2 separate regions of the Mus musculus genome follow, and region 1 is linked to region 2. The links are chromatin loops, found by intact Hi-C in ENCODE. Cell type or tissue: left cerebral cortex. All regions are shown on one strand. Links, peaks and the distances in the headings refer to the core of each region. The heading gives the core; the rest is flanking DNA.

The links. A loop is a pair of places that touch in the nucleus more often than their neighbours do. Peaks named below come from ENCODE experiments on the same cell type or tissue, not always from the same donor. Only the 100,000 strongest peaks of a DNase experiment are listed, where the experiment ranks them.
Region 1: it touches region 2 in a loop (7-fold over the local background); 6 of 42 quality-filtered maps call a loop at or near these places.

The regions. Positions count from the first base shown.
Region 1 is chr5:29,372,757-29,383,037 of GRCm38, forward strand. Lmbr1 (limb region 1) reads right to left here and starts at 5,634. Exons shown (of 17, transcript NM_020295.3): 1 at 5,371-5,634. The coding sequence starts at 5,436. In left cerebral cortex, for the core only: no CTCF peak of the experiment used is centred there; DNase peaks (open chromatin) are centred at 4,980 and 5,641; H3K4me3 peaks cover 2,091 bases; H3K27ac peaks cover 1,686 bases.
Region 2 is chr5:29,429,233-29,439,513 of GRCm38, forward strand. It overlaps Nom1 (nucleolar protein with MIF4G domain 1), which reads left to right and starts at 5,435. Exons shown (of 11, transcript NM_001033457.2): 1 at 5,435-6,411; 2 at 6,698-6,825; 3 at 8,365-8,560. The coding sequence starts at 5,446. In left cerebral cortex, for the core only: a CTCF peak has its summit at 5,384; DNase peaks (open chromatin) are centred at 5,444 and 5,972; H3K4me3 peaks cover 1,825 bases; H3K27ac peaks cover 628 bases.

The DNA of each region.
Region 1 (10,281 bases), core at 1,280-9,279, 56 kb before region 2:
GAATGAAAAAGTAAACCTAAGCCAAATACATAAGAAAAAATGTGAATTTTAAAACAACCTAAGATTAGAGGCCTTCCTCAGCAGCTAAAGAATACCTATCTACAAAGCATCAAAAACTAACATACTTAATAATGAGAAAGGCAGGGGCTAGTGAGATGGCTCAGCGGGTAAGAGCACTAACTGTTCTTCTGAAGGTCCTGAGTTCAAATCCCAGCAACCACATGGTGGCTCACTACCACCTCTAATGAGATCTGACACCCTCTTCTGGTGCATCTGAAGTCAGCTACAGTGTACTTATGTATCTGTATTATGTATAAGTACAGTGTATTATGTATAAGTATCTGTATTATGTATAAGTACAGTGTACTTATGCTCTGGCCCAAAGAAATCTTTGGGCCAGAGCAAGCAGAGACTAAGCGAGTGGAGTTGACTGGAGGCAGCCGGTCTGAGTCGGGCCAACCAGAGCAAGCAGAGGGAAAGAAAGAAAGAAAGGAAAGAAAGGAAAGAAAGGAAAGAAAGGAAAGAAAGGAAAGAAAGGAAAGAAAGGAAAGAAAGGAAAGAAAGGAAAGAAAGAAAGAAAGAAAGAAAGAAAGAAAGAAAGGAAGGAAATGAGAAAAGCAAAGCTTCTCTAAGACCTACAACAAGGCAAAGGCACCCTTTCTCATTCTTCAACGCAGTTCTAAGAATCCTATTTAATGCAAGAAAACAAGAAAAAGGATTGAAATTAACAAGTAAAACTGCCTTTATACACAGATGGTTGTATTATCTAATTTAAAAAAAATGAATGAATACACAGAAAGACCTAGAACTTATATATAATTATATCAAGAGTGAAGGTCACAAGATTAAAATACTGAAGTCAATCACTTTTCCTATATGCCAGCAATGGACAAGTGAAATTTTTGTTTTAGCTTGGTCTCAGTTTTTATGTCAGGGTTTTGTTGTTGTTTGCATGCTTTTTGTTTTGAGACAGAGTATCACTATACTGCCCTTAGCCCTGACTGACATGAAGCTCATCATATAGACCAGAGTAGCCCTAAAATGACATAGACCTGCCTGTCTCTACCTATGGAGATTCTGGGAATAAAAGTATGTGACACCAATCTGAACCGAACACCTAGCCAGGCAAGACTTCCAATGGAGGAATGGAATACCAATTCAGCCACAAAACCCTCGAACCACAATTCGTCCCACCTACAAGATGTCAGTGATAAAGATGGAGCAGGCATTGCAGAAAAGGTCAACCTACGGCTGGCCCAACTTGAGACCCCACCATTACTGACACGTGCAAACGGGAACCTAGTGTAACTGTCCCCTGAGAGGCTTCATCCAAAAGCTGATGGAAACAGATGCAGAGACCCACAGTCAAACATTAGGCAGAGCTCAGGGCATCTTATGGAGGAGTGGGAGATAGGACTGAGGGAGCCAGAGGAGTCAAAGAAAATACAAGAAAACCTACAGAATCAACTAACCTGGGCCCATAGGAGGGGTCACAGAGACTGAACCACCATCCAAAGAGGATGTAAGGGGCATACCTATGCCTCCTACACATATGCAGCAGATATGAAGCTTAGTCTTCCTATGGGATCCCTAAAGACTAGAGCAGGGGCTCTCTTTGACTCTACTGTCTGCCTCTGGATCCCTTTACCCTAACTGGGATGCCTTGTCTAGGCTCAATAGAAGATGTGCCTAGTCCTAGATTTGATTTGCCAAGGCAAGTTAATATCAATAGGAGGCCTCCCTTTCTCGGAGAAGATGGAGGGGTGGTGATGGAGGGAGGAGAGGTGGGCAGGGAGAGGGAGGGCCTGGGAGGAAAGGAGGGAGAAGCAGCTTCAATTGATCGAGATGTGAATTAATTAATTACTTTAAAAAGTGTGTGCTACCAGCCCAGGAACAAGTGAAACTGGAATATAAAACACACATCATTTACACTAGCATGCCAAAAAATGTAATGTTAACAGAGTATGCAGAAATCTAACAAAACATATTTAAAATATACATAAGAAAACCATAAAACTCTGATGAAAACATCTAAAAATAACTTTAATAAATGGGAGATAGCCCATGTTCATGAACAGGGAGATGCAAGTTCTCCCTATTTGATCTACAAACTGAATGCAATCTCAACCAAAACCCAAGCAAGTTACTTTGTAGATATAAACAAGCTGATTCTAAAGTCTATGCAGAGAATCAAAACCCAGAATAATCAGCACAATCTGAAGAGAAAGAATATAATCAAAGGGCTCTTGTAAAGTAAAAATAAAGCTTAAATAATCAATGAAGTAGCCAGGCGGTGGTGGTGCACGCCTTTGATCCCAGCACTTGGGAGGCAGAGGCAGGTGGATTTCTGAGTTCGAGGCCAGCCTGGTCTACAAAGTGAGTTCCAGGACAGCCAGGGCTATACAGAGAAACCCTGTCTCGAAAAATCAAAAATAAAAATAATAATAATCAATGAAGTACTGACCAATGGAACAGAATAGGAATGCTAGAATTATAACCATATAATACAGCTAACTGATCTTTCACAAAGCACAAGGACAATACAATGAGGAAGATAATGTATGTTGTTGAAATAATTAGACATCCACCTTAAATATGCTAAAAACAAGGAGTAATACAGGTATTCCAGCCCATTTCCAAGAATTGTGAGAGATCTACTTGTGCTCACTAGGATTTCCCAAAAACAGCTCTCAGAACTTAAAAAGGATACACTTGTATTACCATAGCAGTCATACATATTTCAGATTCCTGAGTGTGTCAGAGCAGACCCACCCTGAGAAAACTTTCAGAAACTAGCAGAAGTCCACCGCCAGATGCACCAGGCACAGAGGAATGAGTAAACCTGCCACTTCTCTGGGCTGACATTGTAGTTCAATGGTAGAGGACCCAGATTCAGTTCCCAGTAGCCACATGACAATTCACAACTATTTGTTAACTCCAGTTCCAAAGATCTGATGCCCTCTTCTGGACTCCATGGGCATCATGCACATACATGATATACAGATATAAGTACAAACAAACACTCATACATATAAAAGAATTTTTAAAATAAAACAAAATTAACCTATAGCCTTAGAAACCAGAGCAGCAGTTACACTTAGAGAAGATAAAAGTTACAACTGTTGAGAAAGCCTGGGTCTCTGGCAAGGTAGCAAAATTCTATTTCTGCATCTGAAACCATGATTAGTCAAGTATGTTTTGTAGAAAATGTATCTAGGGCATACTTAAAATTATAGATTCCTTCCTAATAGCATAATTTGTGGGAGTAGCCAAATACTTTCTGATTGGCTTTAAGGTCCACTCCACAAAATGAACCTCATACCTGGCACTGTAATTGGAGACAAGACTCTGTGTGTAAAGAGTCATAGACCCTAGGACAGAACCTATATCTATACCTACTACTATATTGCTAACTGAAAACCATATTAAACTAACTCCTAATGACTTATTGTTAAACCCAGAGATTAGTGCATCTTTTCACCTTCATCAGAGATGCTTTCTGTGTAGAGACCCAAAATGGCCAAGGTACAAAGAATATGAGGCTACAGAATGAATGCTCAGCCCTAAATAGGAATTCTGTATCATTCCCCTCTTCCTGAGATTTAAAACAATTGTGGAAGAGGGGGCAAAACGATTGTAAGAGCCAGAAGCAGTGGATGTCCATATAGAACCAGTGTTTTCCAGTTATGACAGGGTTTCCAGTTATGGCAGCTATACAAATGAACTGAGGGTGGTTTTTAACAATGCATACAAAACCTGGGCAAGCCCAAGTCAGTCAAAAATCTCAGTATGAAGAAAGAAGTAAACATGAAGACCCACCCCTATCTGAGGAGTTATTGACAACTGACAGCTGCTAAAAAAGAGTCAGTTTTTTTTTTAAAGTGCGCTACTCATAGGTCAACCATAACCTCCGATAAATGCCCACACACCCAAGCATGGAAAGGCAGCACAAATTTGATTCAAATGGTTTAAAAAAAAAAAAGTCATGAAGTTGGGAATGTGGAGAGAGGTCCGGGAGGGGCTGGGGAGGGATGAATGTGCTCAAAATACATTGTATGAAATAATCAAAGAAGTAATAAAAATAAAAATTAACCAACTACATTGTACTAAACTCTATCAACTCAGATTTAATGCATCTCCTCTTACTTCAGTATGACTCGGCAAGCCAGTTCTCAGTTTTCAAAATCAGTAACTGCACAAACTGAACCAGAATGTTTCCCTCAAACCAAGGGTGTGACTGAGAGGGGAACGTGAACTAGAAGAGAGGTGAATGCAAATATGTAACTTGAACATACTTTGCAGAGTTATGGGGACACAAACTAATTCTTTTACAATAGTGTAGGGCATCCTGAAAGGCACTCATCAAAAGAGACCTTAGGGAGCCAAGCTGGCTTCCTGACCTGCTAGAAACAGCAGGATGAAAGGGGTCCATCCTTTCCAGAGCAGTTGTTTGACAGCACTGTAGGTTCCTGCTCTCGCCCTTCCTACGAAAGACTTGTCTACACTCCTCGGGAAGTTTTTAACTCTGTCCTGGATAGAGGGGTTTAGAGAGGGTGTGAGTATAGGGAGATGCGGGTGGGAGGCCAGAGCCACTGCAGGGCTGGAAGCTTGGGAAGCCAGGTGTCTGTACTTACAGCTGAGCCACAGCAAGCTCAGCCCAGATACCAGGTACCACGCCCGGCTAGAAGAAAAGAGGCAGCCACCCATCACCCTATACCCTCAGTTAGCAGGAGATGCGGGATAAACTCAGGTGAAGATGGTGAAGCAGATGATAAAGGTGCAGATGAGTTGAATGGACGCATAGGGAGAGTATAGGAGAAATGGACGCAGGTTAAGTGTAGGTGACTGAGGAGGTCCGATGATGACGGGCTACAAGTGTTGGGAGGAGAGCCGAACTCAGGTGACCAGAGGTGGGCACAGGTGACTGGAAGCGGGCAGAAATGATAGGAGGGAGCTCAGGGAAAGGGAGGAGCACAGGTGACGCAGCGGAAGGAAGACATAGGTACGGGGTGGTGGGTGGGTATAAAGGTGACAGGAGAAAGATAGGAAGTTAGAATGAAGGGGAGGGAACATAGGTAAGGAGAGGACAGAAAGGAGGGGAGAGAACGCTGGTGGCGCGAGGGAGACCTACAAGAGGAGAGAGCAGTAGGGTGACAGAGCAGGAGGTGACAGAGGTGAGAAGATGGGGAGCAGGTGAACGGGTCTCAAGTGATGCGGGGCGTCGGAGTCAGTCTGCAGCAGACCCAGTGGGGTGCTGGAAGGCCAACATGCGTGAAGGGTCCGGGAAGAAACTATGGGACCGTGCTGGTCTACGCTGCGCTCCTGGGTCCAACGCGCGGCGCAGCACCAGGGAACCGCCCGACCACGCACCGTGGACTCTCGCACTTGGCTGTGGAAGTGCTGCTCCCGCGCCGACACCTCGTCCTGCCCTTCCATCCTCCTTTCATACCCACCGCAGGGCCGCCCGCGTCTGCGCGCTCCGCCGCACCATTGCCCGCGGGCGGCGGGGCTATACAGTCTCTCGTGGCCGGACAGAAACGCCACCTAGACCGCAGCAGGATCGGAAAACGCCGCCTGAGCTCAGGGAGAAGCGGTTCAAGATACAAGAGGCGGGGAATGGCCACAGCCTGGGCGGGGCTTGAGGTCGGGGCGGGACTTGTGCGTCACTCTGAGAGCGCCGTACGTCAGAGAAGAGCGCCTCTGCGCGTGGGGCGCTGGGCCGAAGGTCGCTAGGCGCCTTGGAGAGAGACTGGAGGAACGGGGGCGGGGTTTTTAGGGTCCTGGACTGAAGTGGCCTTCTGACGCGTGCTGCAGCAGGACATAAATCTCGGAGCTGGGCCTGAAGTGTTGTGGTCCAGCCTTGTTAGTCATTGCCCAGAGTAAGGGCGGGCCGAAGCTCCAGGCAGGGGATGAGGTCTAGAGGCGGAAGCCCTGGTGCGAACGGGATTTGGAGATCCGGGCACAGGTGCACCCGCCCTCACTTGTTTATTGAAGCTTTTGGATCACCCCGGGGCTTTTGGATCACGCCTTGCTCCACCCTTGTTCTCAGAATCTGAGTTTAGCACTGGGCTCGACCAACCTTAAAGACCTAGGGCCTACTACGGAAAATTTCTCTCCCAAGCAAGTGCAAAGCGGGAAAGCCGTTGCAGCTTAGCACTCTGAAGTCCTTCTGCCTCTGCGGAGATAGGAGAGCCGCTGTCCTGGAGAACTGAGATAGCCTAGGGCCCCCAGGTCTGAAGATGGGCTCTGATGGTTAATGATCCTCTGTAGGCCTTAAACAACGCCCTTGATATGAGGCACGACTAAGTATGCCAACACAGCCATTTCCCTTCATTATGCAATTTTTGTTTTAAAATTGGAATTTAAAGGAGTATTTGGTTGGTTGATTTGGATTTTCTAGACAGGGTTCTCTATGCAGTCCTGGTTGTCCTGAAACTCAAGAGATCCGACTGCCTCTGCTTCCGGGGAGTCATGATTAAAGGCCTGGGCCAAAACAGCTGGAATTAAAAGGATTATTTGCAATTTTGATTCTGGGTTCATTTGGTAGAAGAGCCTGGGGAACCTGAGTCTTGCTCCCAGCGTGTGTTCCCGATACAGCAGGCTCATCAGTCAGCAACAACGTGTCTGAATTCAAACCAGTTTGCCTTTGACGTGTCTTTAAATGTCTCAGCCCTAAAGAACAAGGAAAAAGACCTTTTTCCTGGACAACCGCGTTCTGGGAGCTAGGTTAAATACCCACCTGAACTGATCTGGATGATTCCTGGGCTAATCTGTCCAAATCAAAGGATAAACACATCAGCTTTTGAGGTGTGTAGCTCTGGGGCAGATATTCCAGAAAGTATTTCACATCTTTCCAATTGAATACTGCAACCATTTAAACCCTTACATTTCTGTTGCAGGGCTATTCATGGAAGCTTACCCAGCTTTCATTCAGTTTTATTTGTTTCATTTTCTTTGGCACTTTTAAACTTAGCCAAGATAACCAACTTCAAAAATGGACACCACTCCCCTGCCAAGCACTGTAAGACTCCAGGGAGCCTTAGCTTACCGAGGACCCCCTGAGTGAACCACGTGGAATTTATTTATTTATTTTGTTTGTTTGTTTTTCGAGACAGGGTTTCTCTGTGTAGCCTTGGATGTCCTGGAACTCACTCTGTAGACCAGGCTGGCCTCGAACTCAGAAATCCGCCTGCCTCTGCCTCCTGAGTGCTGGGACCAAAGGCATGCGCCACCACACCTGGCGCAATCGGAATTTATTGTTCCAGTGCACTGGGATCGTCCCAGACCCGAAGGAGAGGTGACGACCCCCAGCACTAGTTCAGCGACTTTTTATATGGTTTCCAGGGGCAGAACAGAGCATCAGCAACTAGGCACAATATGATTGGCAGAACAGTGCACCCTTTAAACTGATTGGTCTTTAGGGAATGAGGTGACAAGGTCTTCCCTTGTCTGAAGGTGAGCAATGGTCAGTCCTGCTGAATGTGTCCCCACCCTCGGTTTGGTTCCACCCTGTGGTCTGAAAAATGCTAATTAGCCTCTCCTGGAGGGGTGATTGTTTCATGACCTTCCCAAAGTTCCTATGCTGACCTCTTCAGCACATTGGCCCACATCTCTGTTCTCTGGCTTTGCTTATCTTCCAGTGAGAACCACTTACCCTGAATCTGGCCCTGATTGTGTAACTCGCTCCAGCCAGTGGGAAAATCAAAATGATGACAGTGTTGGGAGAAGGCCTGTGCCTTAGAGCTTGCTCTTCCTGTGACCCCTAGTGATTCCAGCACCCAGTAAAAAGAAGTCTCAAGCAAGCTGGAGTTAGACATCCCATCACTTCTGCTACTGAACCACCCTTTCCCCACATCCCTCTTATAAGACAAAGACAGATGTGGCATGTTTTGTACTCATTTGCAGACCATGGGTTTTATATTTATACCTAAAATATTACATATGTATATGTCATATACTTACATTGCCAAGGACCAGCCTCGGCTTGGAGAGGGGTTCTGAGAGAAGGGGTATTTGAGAGCTGCAAAGCAAATGACTCAAAGTCAAAGTGTGAGTCCAGACTGACATCCTGTGTTCTGCTCAAAACAGCTTTGGCTTTCCAGATTGCTCACTAGCGTTCTCCCTCCCCCTCCCCCTCCCCCTCCCTCTCCTTCCCGGCCCCCTCTCTTGTCTCTATAGTGTGTGTGTGTGTGTGTGTGTGTGTGTGTGTGTTCTGCTTTAGCTTTTCAGATTGTATTCTATATTCTGCTCTGCTTGAGACAGCTTTCTCTTGATATTAAAAAAAACAAAAAAAACAAAAAAAAACTCTCTGGATAGCTCATCTCTTGCAGACAAAGTCTCTTTTTTATTTAAACATCAATTCAGTCATTATCACAGGTTCCCTTTTGATTATATCTTGAATCAACACCACCTGACCCCAGCCCCTTGATTCTTAGATAGGGACCGCAAGATAATAAGATAGCTGGGTGGGACCCTTCTCTGAAATTACCATTCTGACTATACCTGGACCTAAATTAGCTTTGTCTGAGGCTGACCTTGAACTCATAAGCATAAGCAAAAAATTTAGCTGTGTGGGATCTTGCCTTGCGATCACCACTCTCTAAATCTCTATCTCCTTCCTTAGTATGTTTCTGACAGTCTGGCTCATAGGGCAGCTGCCTCTGTTCCTTTAGATCTGTGAAGCTCCTTATACAATTCATATTGTATCCTTATATTTTGCATAGTTAAGAAATTATAAATTTTCAAACTCGTGTTTTCAGCATTCTTTCCCAGAGCCTTAAGGGTTATCCTGAAGGTCACAGTGTTCTGACACTCCCTCACCTCCTGAACTCAAGCTGTCTCTAGCTATCATAGAGTCATTAACTTTGGCAGAACATTCCTCAAAAAAAAGGAATGTGAAAAATATGTACAATTTTATACAAACGAGCCTTACAACCATAGCAGTCATCAACACTTGTGAAGACCCACACCCCACTAGTTCTGTTCCAGGGGCAGGAAACCATGTCATACTCAAGTCCATGCCAAACTCAGCAAGATATGACATGTAAGTAGCAGCAAGGCTGGGGAAACAAAGAGGATTATCCAGAGAGAAAGGAGAAAGGAAGAGTGCGTGGAAATGCAAGTGATAAAAATTTACTTGAAAAAATGCCTTTATGATATCCATAATGACATACAATGAACATACACCAATTAAAAATAATTAATTTGGCCAGTGAGATGTTTCAAATAGGTAAAGGTATTTGTTGCTAGGCCTAATGGCCAGAATTCCATTCCCAGTACTCATTTGATAGAAGAGAAAAATAACTCCCACAAATTGTCACATGTACCTTGTGGCACATGAGTACACACACACATTTTAGAAAATAATATTTGTAATACAGTTGTTCTGTAAAACTGTTTGAGCCACTATAGAGCTTTGAATTTTTCTCTGGGAAGTGTCACCAAGCACCCTGCTTATAGTTGTCATATGACCTCACTGTGTTTAGAGACTAGGTAGCAGGTAAGGATGAAGCCATGAGACTTACTATACTAATTCAGAGCCTATGTGTTGTCATCAGGACCTCCAAAACCTGTGACATCCCATAGGCATCAGCTCGACTACACACCTGTTGCCAAGATAAGGACCACCATATTCACCATATTCCCAGAATCCATTGAACTCACCTCCCACCTTTACCTGTGAGCACATCATCATCCATATATATGAGGAATGCTTCTCTCTCTCTCTCTCTCACACACACACACACACACACACACACACACACACACAATCTCTTCTCTTTCCACCGACACCTTCCCCCTCTCTCTCCCAATAAACCTCTTAACACATGGAACTGCTTTGGCCTGGTGTGCTGTGTTCAGACTCAAGCGGCTATTCTAACACATCACTATGTATTGGATCCAGGTGGAGGCTGCCCATGTGATAAGAGGTACACAGACTAGATTTGTGTTAAAAGTCTGTACCAATAACCCCTACCACCTTAGGGTTCTATTGCTGTGAGAGAACACTATGACCACAGCAACTAATATAGAGGACATTTAGTCAGGTCTGGCTCACAGTTCAGAGATTTAGTCCATTATCATGGTGGGAAACATGGTAGCATACAGGCAGACATGGTGCTAGAGAGGTAGCTGAGGGTTCTGCATCCTGATCAGCAGGCAGCAGGGGAGCAACACTGGGCCTAGCTTGAGCTTCTGAAGCCTCAAAGCCCACTCCTGACCCCTAGTGACAGACTTTCTCTAACAAGGCCAATAATAGACCACTCCTATGAGTCTCCCACA
Region 2 (10,281 bases), core at 1,293-9,292:
GATTGTACTTTCTGTGGTCTAATTTTCTGTAAACCTATCTTATATCCTAGATAATTGATAGAATCTCCTCTTTGTATTTTTCAAGAGGAATTTTTAATCATAAGCAAGACAAAATTCTCTTTATCAAACATTTTTCCCAAGGTATGCAAATTAGCCAGTAAGATATCATCAATATAATGGTACATTATAGTGAAGTAACTATTTACAGATTATTTCAAATGGTTATTGTTCAAAATATTGGCACAAGGTAGGGCTATATATCTTGTTTTGTGTTAAGACTTCCAATGATATCTCTTTATTAAACAACTATTATTATAAACCTTTATATTACTTTATAACATATATTTATATTATATTATATATCATATAGTGTATAATATTATAAACCATTATTACAAACCTGAGAAATCAAACCCTTCACTATAATGTTCATACAAATGGATTGTGAAAAAGCAATCTTTTAAATCAATAACTATCAAAGACCATGACTTAGGTAATAAAGGCAGCAATGGTATTCCAGGCTGTAAAGAGCCCATTGGCTGAGTCATCTTATTTATAGTGCTTAAGTCTCTTAATATGCTCTATTTTTCTCATTTCTGTTTTATAACAAACACATGGGAATTCAATGGGCTAGTGGATTCCTCAATATATTGAGCATTTAGTTGTTCCTATACCAGCTGTTCTAGTATCTATAATTTTACTTTTTTTCACAGGCCATTGATCCACTCATACAGGTTTATCAGTTAATCATTTTAAAGATAAGCTAACTGGTAACTTTGGAAGAACAGCAGCTGTTGTGTTCTTCTTACATACAGCCTGAATGGTCTGCAACTGTTCTTGACAATATGTTTTATATCTTTCTGAGAAGCATTTTTATTTTATGGTTTGTTTCTGAGATTTATGTCCCCATAAATTCATGGCTTTATTAGCCACATATAGCTTTATATTTCATATTTGTCCCTCTGGCTCCATAGGCTGGACCCATCTTGTACTTTGTTTTACATGAGACAAAGTTCTGTATCTAGAAGCTGAATATTTACATCCTGAAGAGGCCAATGTGGATGACAAGATTTTGGTGAAATTATTGTTATATATGCTCCTGTTTTTACTAAATTTTCTATTCAATGCCATTTATTTGTATTTTTACTTTGATCTCTCATCATTTATAGAAGTTTGCCAAAATACTTTTTTTTTGTAGTCTCTCCTGAAACTTTTCTCTTATCTACTGAAGCTGTACTGTCCTTGATCTGCATTCATTAGTCCAGTGTCAGCCTTTGTCACACTTTCGGCATACTCCAGAAGGCAGAGGCCTTCTTTTTTGAATTCTCTAGGGAAAAGAATCATTATTTTTAGGAATGCCTTGCCTATAATCCCTTTCCTTTCTATTATTATTATTAATTGACTTTACATCCTAATTGGGACCTCCATCCTTCCTATCTCCCCAGTCCTACCCATACAAATCCCTCTGTCCATTACCCACTTCCATTCTCCCCAGAAAAAGAAAAGCCACACCTTAGCTACCACCCCACCTTGGGACATCCAGTCACAGTAGGCTTAAGTGCATCCTCTCCCACTGAGTCCAAACCAGTTAGTCCCATTAGGGGAAGGGGACCCAATGACATAATGGAATCAAAGACAGCTCCATTGCTCCACTGTCCTCCACCAGGTCCACGAAACAAGGAACATCCATGTTAGATCTCATTCCCCTGCCTGTCCTCTGTGGCATTCTCGGTTACCCTGAGCTAGCTCCTTGCTGTCCCCCGAGCTCCACTGACTGGCTGCCACTCATCGGTCCAGGATCTTCTAGCTTTTAGAGTCTATGTTGAAAAGTCAGGTGCAGTTCTGATAGGGTCTGCCTTTGTATGTTATTTGACCTTTTCCCCTTGAAGCTTTTAATAGTCTTTCTTCATTCTGGAGATTAATTGTTTTGATTATTATGTAGTGGGAGGACTTTCTTTTCTTGTTCTATATCAAGAACATTCAGTCCAAGGTTACCCACAAGAGATCTGCTGCACCAGAAACATCCACGGATGACCCAGCTATATCACTCCTGGGCATATACCCAAAACATGTACCACCATCCTACAAGGACACCTGCCCAGCAAATACTTGAATGGCTCTTGTGTTCCAGGAGTGAGGATGGCTGCACTGTAGAAGCAGAGCAAAACTGAATCTTAGCTTTCCTCCCTGCAGACTGTGGCATGGAGATAGCCAATCACAAAGAAGCACATCAGGACTGCTAGTGGAGCACCTACCTGCCTTAAGTAGGAGCCTGGGTTGGGGCACCAACTGGAGAAGCTGGAAGACTAAGACTGGGCAAGCAGAGGATGGTGGCACCCTTCCTATCACACTGGAGCTTCAAGGATGAGAGGAATTCATTTTTTATTTCAATCCTACTTGACAATTGATTTTGTAGATTAGAGACAGAGTTTCTAAAGACATGAAACAGGGAAGTGGCCAAGAGAGGCAGGTGCTCTGGCCCTGGCCTTGTGGTCCTCCTTCCCAGTGCCTGCCTCCCTCCATTCCAGCAAAGTGATCCTCACTCCTCCCTGATAAAAACCTAACCTACATCTGTACCAACACATTGTGTGTGAAAATCCTTTCAATCCCTTAGAGTGTCAGGAAAATCTCTCTGAAAACTGTCCTACATCTGGCTTTTTTCAGAAGAATGCTCTAGCCTCCTCCATTATAATCTATAACCTCTTCCACATTAACTTTCCTTCCTTTCATCCTCCTCCTCCTCCCCCCATCATCATCCTTCTCCAAGAAGCCAATGAGGCACTACGTAGCTAGCTTGATCACAAAAGGTAAGAACAATGTTTAAAGTGACACCTCATGATGTAAAAACAGTGACAAAATTCTAAGTCATACCACAGTGGGTGAACCAGAGCATCCATTATTTTGCTCCTGATCACAGAAAAGTCCTCCATCTAACTTTCCCAAACAGAGCCAGTATCCTCTTCCTCTGTGTGGAACTTATATCTAACTCTCCCTTTGGACAAGTCCTCCACATAATGTTCTGCAGACAGGGCCCGCATGCCTTTTGTGTTAGTTAGGGTTACTATTGCTATGATGAAATACCATGACCAAAAGCAAGTTGCGGTGGAAAGAGTTTTATTTGGTGTACACTTCCATATTGTCATAGTCAACTGAAGAAAGTCAGGACAGGAACTCAAGCAGAGCTTGAGGCAGAAACTGATGCAGAGGCCATTGAAGGGAGCTGCGTACTGGCTTGTTTGTCATGGCTTGCTTAGCCTACTTTCCTATAGAACCAGCCCAGAGATGATAGCACCCACAATAGACTGGACCCTCCCCCATCAAACACTAATAAAGAATATGCCCTACAGCTGGATCTTATTGGAGTCATTTTCTCAATTGAGGTTCCCTCCTTTCAATTGACTCTATCTTGTGTCAAGTTGACACAAAACTAGCCAGGACATCCCTTCTTCAGACAGACCCTCTATCTGTCTCTCAACAGGCTGTATTTTTATTCATTGCTTTTGTGTCTCTGTGGCAGAATGCCTGAGAGAAGCAAGTTATAGAAGAACACACTTGGTGCTGGAGAGATGGCTCAGAGGTTAAGAGCACTGACTGCTCTTCTGAAGGTCCTGAGTTCAAATCCCAGCAACCACATGGTGACTCACAACCATCTGTAATGGATCTGATGCCCTCTTCTGGTGTGTCTGAAGACAGCTACAGTGTACTCATGTACATTAAATAAATAAATAAAAAGATGAGAAGGGGGAAGAGGGAAAGGAGAAAAGGAAGAGTCATAAGAATAATAATGATGAAGATGACACTTATTTTTGGATCATTCAGATGGTCTCTGTCCATCATGAAAAGAAAGACCTGGAAGAGTGGTTCAGATGATGTCAACAGGAATATGTGTTATGGAATGTTCATGTGGCAACTGCAACTGCCCAGGCAGCAGAGACAAGGGCAATTCCAGTGCCCCCTGGCTTTCTCCTTTTCCCTTTCATTTCATCTGGACCCTGCCCATGAGATAATTAATGAAAGCACATCGGGGATGGGTATTTTTCTATCTGTTAACCAGCTAGATATGCCCCATGGACAAACTAAAAAGGAGCCTCGGTGTCTCAGGTTATTGTAAATCCAGTCAGACTGACAATGAAAGTAATCACAATAGCTTGCTTTCTGTGTTGTAACCCCCGAATTAGTGATACTAGAGAGATGTCAGTGTTGTGTACAGACAGTTTGCCTCTGCATTCCCTGCCCTCCCCCAGAAGCTCCCATCCTCCCTCTATCCTGGGGCAAGCACAATATGCAGACAACTGGTTTCTGTGCTGTGTCCTCCTGCAGCAGTCGGGGCTCCTTCCCCTTCCCCTGGCGTTAGAATGGTACTACCCATAAAACTCCCCTTAATGAAGACATTCTGAGGAGACATCCTCCTTTGTGTCTCCAAAAATCAACACTCCTGCTGATAAGCAGCAGAACTCCAGATGCCTGTCTTTGAGACCTTAGAGAAATAACAAGCTCAAGGGAGACCATGGAAAAAAGGTAAACAGAGGTCAGGTCACAGACAGTTACAACTGGCCATAAAATTAGTCCCTGAACAGACACCCATTAACACTCCCCCTTCCCGATACACTACCAATCCACCAAATGATTACAGCCCTCTAATCCCCTTTTCTGTAGGGATTCCTAAACTAAACTGTATATAAACCCAGTGTTTTCTGGACTCAGGGTCGTTTGCCAGCATTCACGTAGTGAGTGTGAGGCAGGAGAGCTGAGTTCAAACTTTAAACAATAAAAGACTCTTTCGAGTTGCAGTGGACTTTGCAATTCTTGAGCTCATCTGGATTTCCCGTGGACTCAGGGCACAACATTTGTAATTGTGATAAGCACTAAGGCCAAAAAGCAACTAAGGAAGAAAGGTTTATTTAGTTTAGACTTTCACATCAAGTCCACCTTTGAGGGAAATCAGGACAAGAACTCAAAGCAGGAACCTGGAGGTAAGAACTAAAGCAGAAAGTGGAGGAACAATGTTTGCTGAATCTCTCGGGCTCTGTTCAGCCACCATTTCTATGTGATGGCTAAAGAAACTCCATTTTTATGCCAGACATCCATCTTGGTACCCACTGTGAAACTATCTCAAAGGAAAAGGAAAAGGAAAAGGAAAAGGAAAAGGAAAAGGAAAAGAAAAAGAAAAAAAAAAAAAACCAAAAACACACAGAGAAACAGAATTGACTGCCTTCTCATGGGTACACACGCACGCAAGAAAATGCAAGGATGTGTGAAAATTTATGCTACAGCCATACCTAGGTTTTCTCAGTGCTTCCCAAAACAAAGTACAAGAGCTTCAGATTTTAAAGGACTCTACTAGTGTCTGTGACCTGGTACCCTCCTACCAGCAGAGGAAACCTCCCACCGTCCTTTTTAGTCCATTGAAGCGCGCTTCCGGAAGTCCCGCCCCTTCCGGAAGTGATGCCGCGGAACGTCCCGGAAGTTAACGGCGTCTATAGGCATGGGGCTTGTGAGTTGTGGTGTAGAGCAATGGCACATGCTCTCTTGAAACGTAGCGGCGTCCGCCGCGGTCTGGGCGGCAGGGAGGGTCCCCTGAAACGGCTGCGGCTGGCCGTGGAAGACTTCGTGCGGACTACCTCCGAGAGCGAAGCCTGCGAGAGCCGCAGCGCTGTGGCGCGCTCCCGGCCCGGCGGCCGAAAGAGCCGCAAGGAGCTTCGTAAGGAGAAGCGACACCTGAGGAAAGCGCGGCGCCTGCAGAGGACAGTAGGCTCCGGGTCAGGGGACCAAGGGGGGAATGTCGGCCTTAACGATGGCCCGGAGACTCGACGACCGCCCACTGAGGTGAGACCGACGCCCGCCAAGGCCACAGCAACCCCTGCCAAGGCCAGTGCCCCCTCCACTAACACCAAGGCCTCGGCGGCCCAGCCGAAGGCCAAGGCTAAAGGTGCTCCTGGAAAGCCTGGTCCCGCCACCGCCACCGCCCGGAAGCGGGCACTTCTAGCGGCCAACGAGGAGGAGGACCGAGAGATCCGAAAGCTGGAACGGTGCCTCGGCCTCCACAAGCGTAAGAAGAAGGGCGATGGTAGCTCGGTGCCGCTCAGCTTCGCGCGCGACGGTCTGGACTACATCCTGGGGGCCCTGGAATGTGGGAGCGGCGGCGGCCTGTACGAAAGCAGCGAGGAAGAGGAGGAAGAAAAGTTGGAGACTGGACAGACAGTCTTGGAGAGTGACCTAGAGAGCAATTCTAAAGAAAGTGAGGAGGACCCAGACTGGCAAGTGCTGCAGGAGGATCAGGAAGATGTAAACTCGAAAAGGAGAGGAGAAGCAGAAAGTGGGACTCGGGGAAATAAAGGGACTAAGAAAGTGCGTTTTGCAGAAGTTGTAGAAAAGAGCAGAAGCTCTTCGGAAGATGACATAGAACAGCAGGTATGTCACGAACAGCCTGTAGGCCCTCTGGGCTGTCATTCCAAACGGAGTGAGGGGCAGAGTACAGAACAGTATTTGCACTAACACAGTAGCAGCCACAGCCTGCTGAGGGACAGGCTGACCCAGGCCATTCTAGGCAATCATAGAGCTTCACTTCGTTAAATAGCAGTACCCTGCTCCAAGTTCTCATGGGGTTAGTGTTTGGAGTAAGTAACAACAACAACAACAAAAGATACCGGATTTTCCACTGTACATTTTTGTTTACAATTTTATTCCTGTTTTCAAGGAGAGTCACTCTGTTGAAAGTGGTGAAAAGTACATCCCTCCTCGGCTGAGGAACGAGGAGGTAATAGATGTCCACAAGAAAGAAGAGCTAGACAGGCTCAAGAAACATGTTAAAGGCCTAATTAACAGGTAACCTTACAGAAATATGACACACTATCACTTAGTTGTAGAAACTATCTGAAAAGCCAATGATGGAGGCTAGGACTATACAGTGTTTTGGATCCTTGTTCTTGGTTGACATAACGGGACTTAAATTTGAACAGGTAGGATGCTCAACTGTTTGATATTGCCCTTTCCGTGTTTGAAAACAACCCACAGGGTCATTCTGAGAAGCAGAAAGGAACAGGACATGACTCTGTCCTAGGAGCGGCCTGGCCGAAGTCTGCAGGTCTAGCCTGCAGAAGTGAACTCATCTAGTGGTAAGCAGGGTCTTCAGCCCTTGAGGCACCGTCTGTTTTTAATTGTCCATTTTAAGAATAAAGCATCAGAAGGTTCATTGGAAGCCACATGGGTGGGAATTTGTCACTTACCTTCCCTTGTTGGCTCTCTAATCTTAACAAATAAATTGGAATCACTTGTCTAAAACCTTCTCCACTTGTTTTGTGTCCCTCACTCAGCCTCATTCAGGGCCTCTTCCAAGCCCCAAAGATGACCACTGTCCTGGCCTCTAGCACCTAACCCAATTTTGTCACATTTCAACTATGTATTGTTCTTTTGTGGCTTAACTTGTTATTGTAGATCACTGGGAATTACAAAGACAGAGTAGGGAGGTCCTTAGAGGGATCACTTCCAGGCTAGATTACAGTTAAAAACAGAGACAGCTAGTGGTGTGGCTAAGTTGGTAGAGTATTCATCTAACATGAACAAAGCCTGAAGCCCTCCCTTGCTTGCCAGACCACATAAACTAGAGGTGGTGGTACGTGCCTGTAATCCCAGGACTCAGAAGGAAGAGAGAGACTGAGACCGATTCTGTGCAGTTTTGTTGTTTGAAGATTTAGGTGACTGCTACTGATATCAAGATGCATGAGCTGGGCGTGGTGGCGCACACCTTTAATCCCAGCACTTGGGAGGCGGAGGCAGACGGATTTCTGAGTTCAAGGCCAGCCTGGTCTACAGAGTGAGTTCCAGGACAGCCAGGGCTATACAGAGAAACCCTGTCTTGAAAAAACAAACAAACAAACAAAAAAGATGCATGGCTGTTCTGTCACATCTCCTTTTCTCTCCTGTGTGCTTTTATTTCTTTTTCATTAAAGCCCATAATATCCTGTAACTTTACCATTACCTGTTGTTTTGACAGCAGGTTCAGGTTTAAGCACTGGTACACAATGAATTTAGAAACTGAGTGTGTTTGTGTCATCTAAGAGATGAAACAAGTCCATGGTTTTTTCTTAACTTACCACCTAGGAGTGATTACTGACTCTAGGGGATGTTAGATCAGACTACCTGTGGGCATATGTACAGACTAAGGGAGGATCCCAGGATATGCTTTAGTGACTGTGCTCTGCTAAAATCATTTTTTCAATTATTGTATAAAAGATAACTGACATTATTTCAGGATTTAGAGTGTTATCTGAGCAGTATGCACCAGGTTTCGGAGTGGTTTCTGAACCAGAAATACACATAAAATAGTATATGCATTGGTAACACTTTGCTCATATTCCACTGCAGGTTGAGTGAGCCAAACATGGCTTCTATAAGTGGGCAGCTAGAGGAGCTGTACATGGCCCACAGCAGGAAGGACATGAACGATACCCTGACCACTGCCCTCATGGATGCCTGTGTCACTGCCTCAGCCATGCCCAGCAGACTGATGATGGAGCATGTCTTCTTAGTCAGCATCCTCCACCACACGGTCGGAATAGAGGTACAACTACACCTTTTCTCCATATCCTGACTATGTCATCTGGAATAATATTCCAGTCTGGAGTCAGTGAGTTTGAGAAGTAAAAGACTTGAGAAGCTAAGGACAGAGGACAGTGGCCCAACTACCTCAAAAGCCCTGCTGTGCAAGACTACCCTGGCTACCTTAGGAATTGTGCTTCTATGATCATCTCTCCACCAAGGGCTATACTTATTTTTACATGTGAATGTCTGAGTCCATTTTCTTGCCATTACAAAGCATAATGGATGCCCTGGACAGCTTTCCTTGTGCCCCATAATCACAGTAATTGACACTGTTCTGTGGCTGCTATGGTGCTTCCCCCATCCTATACCACACTGGGACAGTTCAGCAGACTTAATCAAAGTGGTTTTAGTGCGAACAGCATTTCAGTGAATTATTTTAAAAGTCGTAGATTTAACCACCACAGCACATCAGGAATTTACTTGATTTGAAAACCTGAAATTATTGGTCCTGCTTCCCATTTAAACCTTTGCTAATAGCATGAAGAACAATGAGATGACTTGTTCAAGGGGAAGTCATTATAGTACTTTAGCTAATGGCATTCACTGAAGCTTGTGCCAGATATGCTATGCTTTCAGGATGCTGGTTTCCATTAAACTGTGCTGAGAAAAAACTCCCAAGAACTTATGGAAGGAAAAAAAAATGTCCTCAGCTACTGTGTGTCTCCCCTCAAGCATTTAACATTCAGGCCTTTGCAGATTTGTGCTGAAAGTCACATAGAATCAGTACTAACAACATGATAATTGTTCATATTTCTAAATTATATTAATGTGCTTAACTTTAAAGAGATAATAGAATTTAAATTTTGGCCTGTTGCATAATTGGACCTATTTGTGTGCTGAAAACATACCTGAATTAGTGTCTGAGTGTTTCTTGCTCTCTGAAGAATCCTGTCTTTGTTAACACTGTATATGAGCATGAGATGATGTACTGCTCTGTGAGGGCATGCTTAGGTTTTTCTAAAATGAGAAAACCTGAACTAGGAATCAAGCCTCAGTCTTTAGTTTAGCTTTCAGAAATCAGTATTACCATTGCCAGTGTGCTGTGTCTTTCTTGATTCTTTAGCTTCGTTGTTTTACAGTCTTAACAATCCTGTGTGGACTTGCCCATTATACTTTGAGCTGACTGGATCTCATCAGCCCTCCTTTGTCTATGTGTCAACCTAATCTGAATTTTACAGTAACTCTAGTATCTAGTATCTACTGACACTAAACCAGGTTTTGAACAGCTGCCAACACCTTACCCTTGTCTAGTTCCTAGAGTCCCAGGCCAAATGCTGGGAATCATACCCATTGATAGTCCCTGCCAGTCTGTCCCAGATCATTATGTAAGCAGCCTTTCTTCCCCCATCTATCACAGTTGCCTCACTCATCTCCCAGCTGGATGTCCTGCAAAAGGAAATAGTCGCAAGATAATGCTACCAGCAGGAGGGTCAGTCACTATAATTTCTGCTTTCAGGATTCACTGCTTTTGTTCAGAACCACCACAGATTCAAACCTTGGCCTCCTGCTTCCCCAAAACACATGTAGGAGTTATAAATTGAATGTTCCAAAACAGCAAGAGGACTGCCATAGTGGCCTTGTTCAACTTCACCAGGCCTCTGCTAGTTCTTGGCCTGGTGCTGTTCCCTGGTTATCATCTTCACACAGATTCTGACATTAAACTCAAGTTGTCAGGTTGGA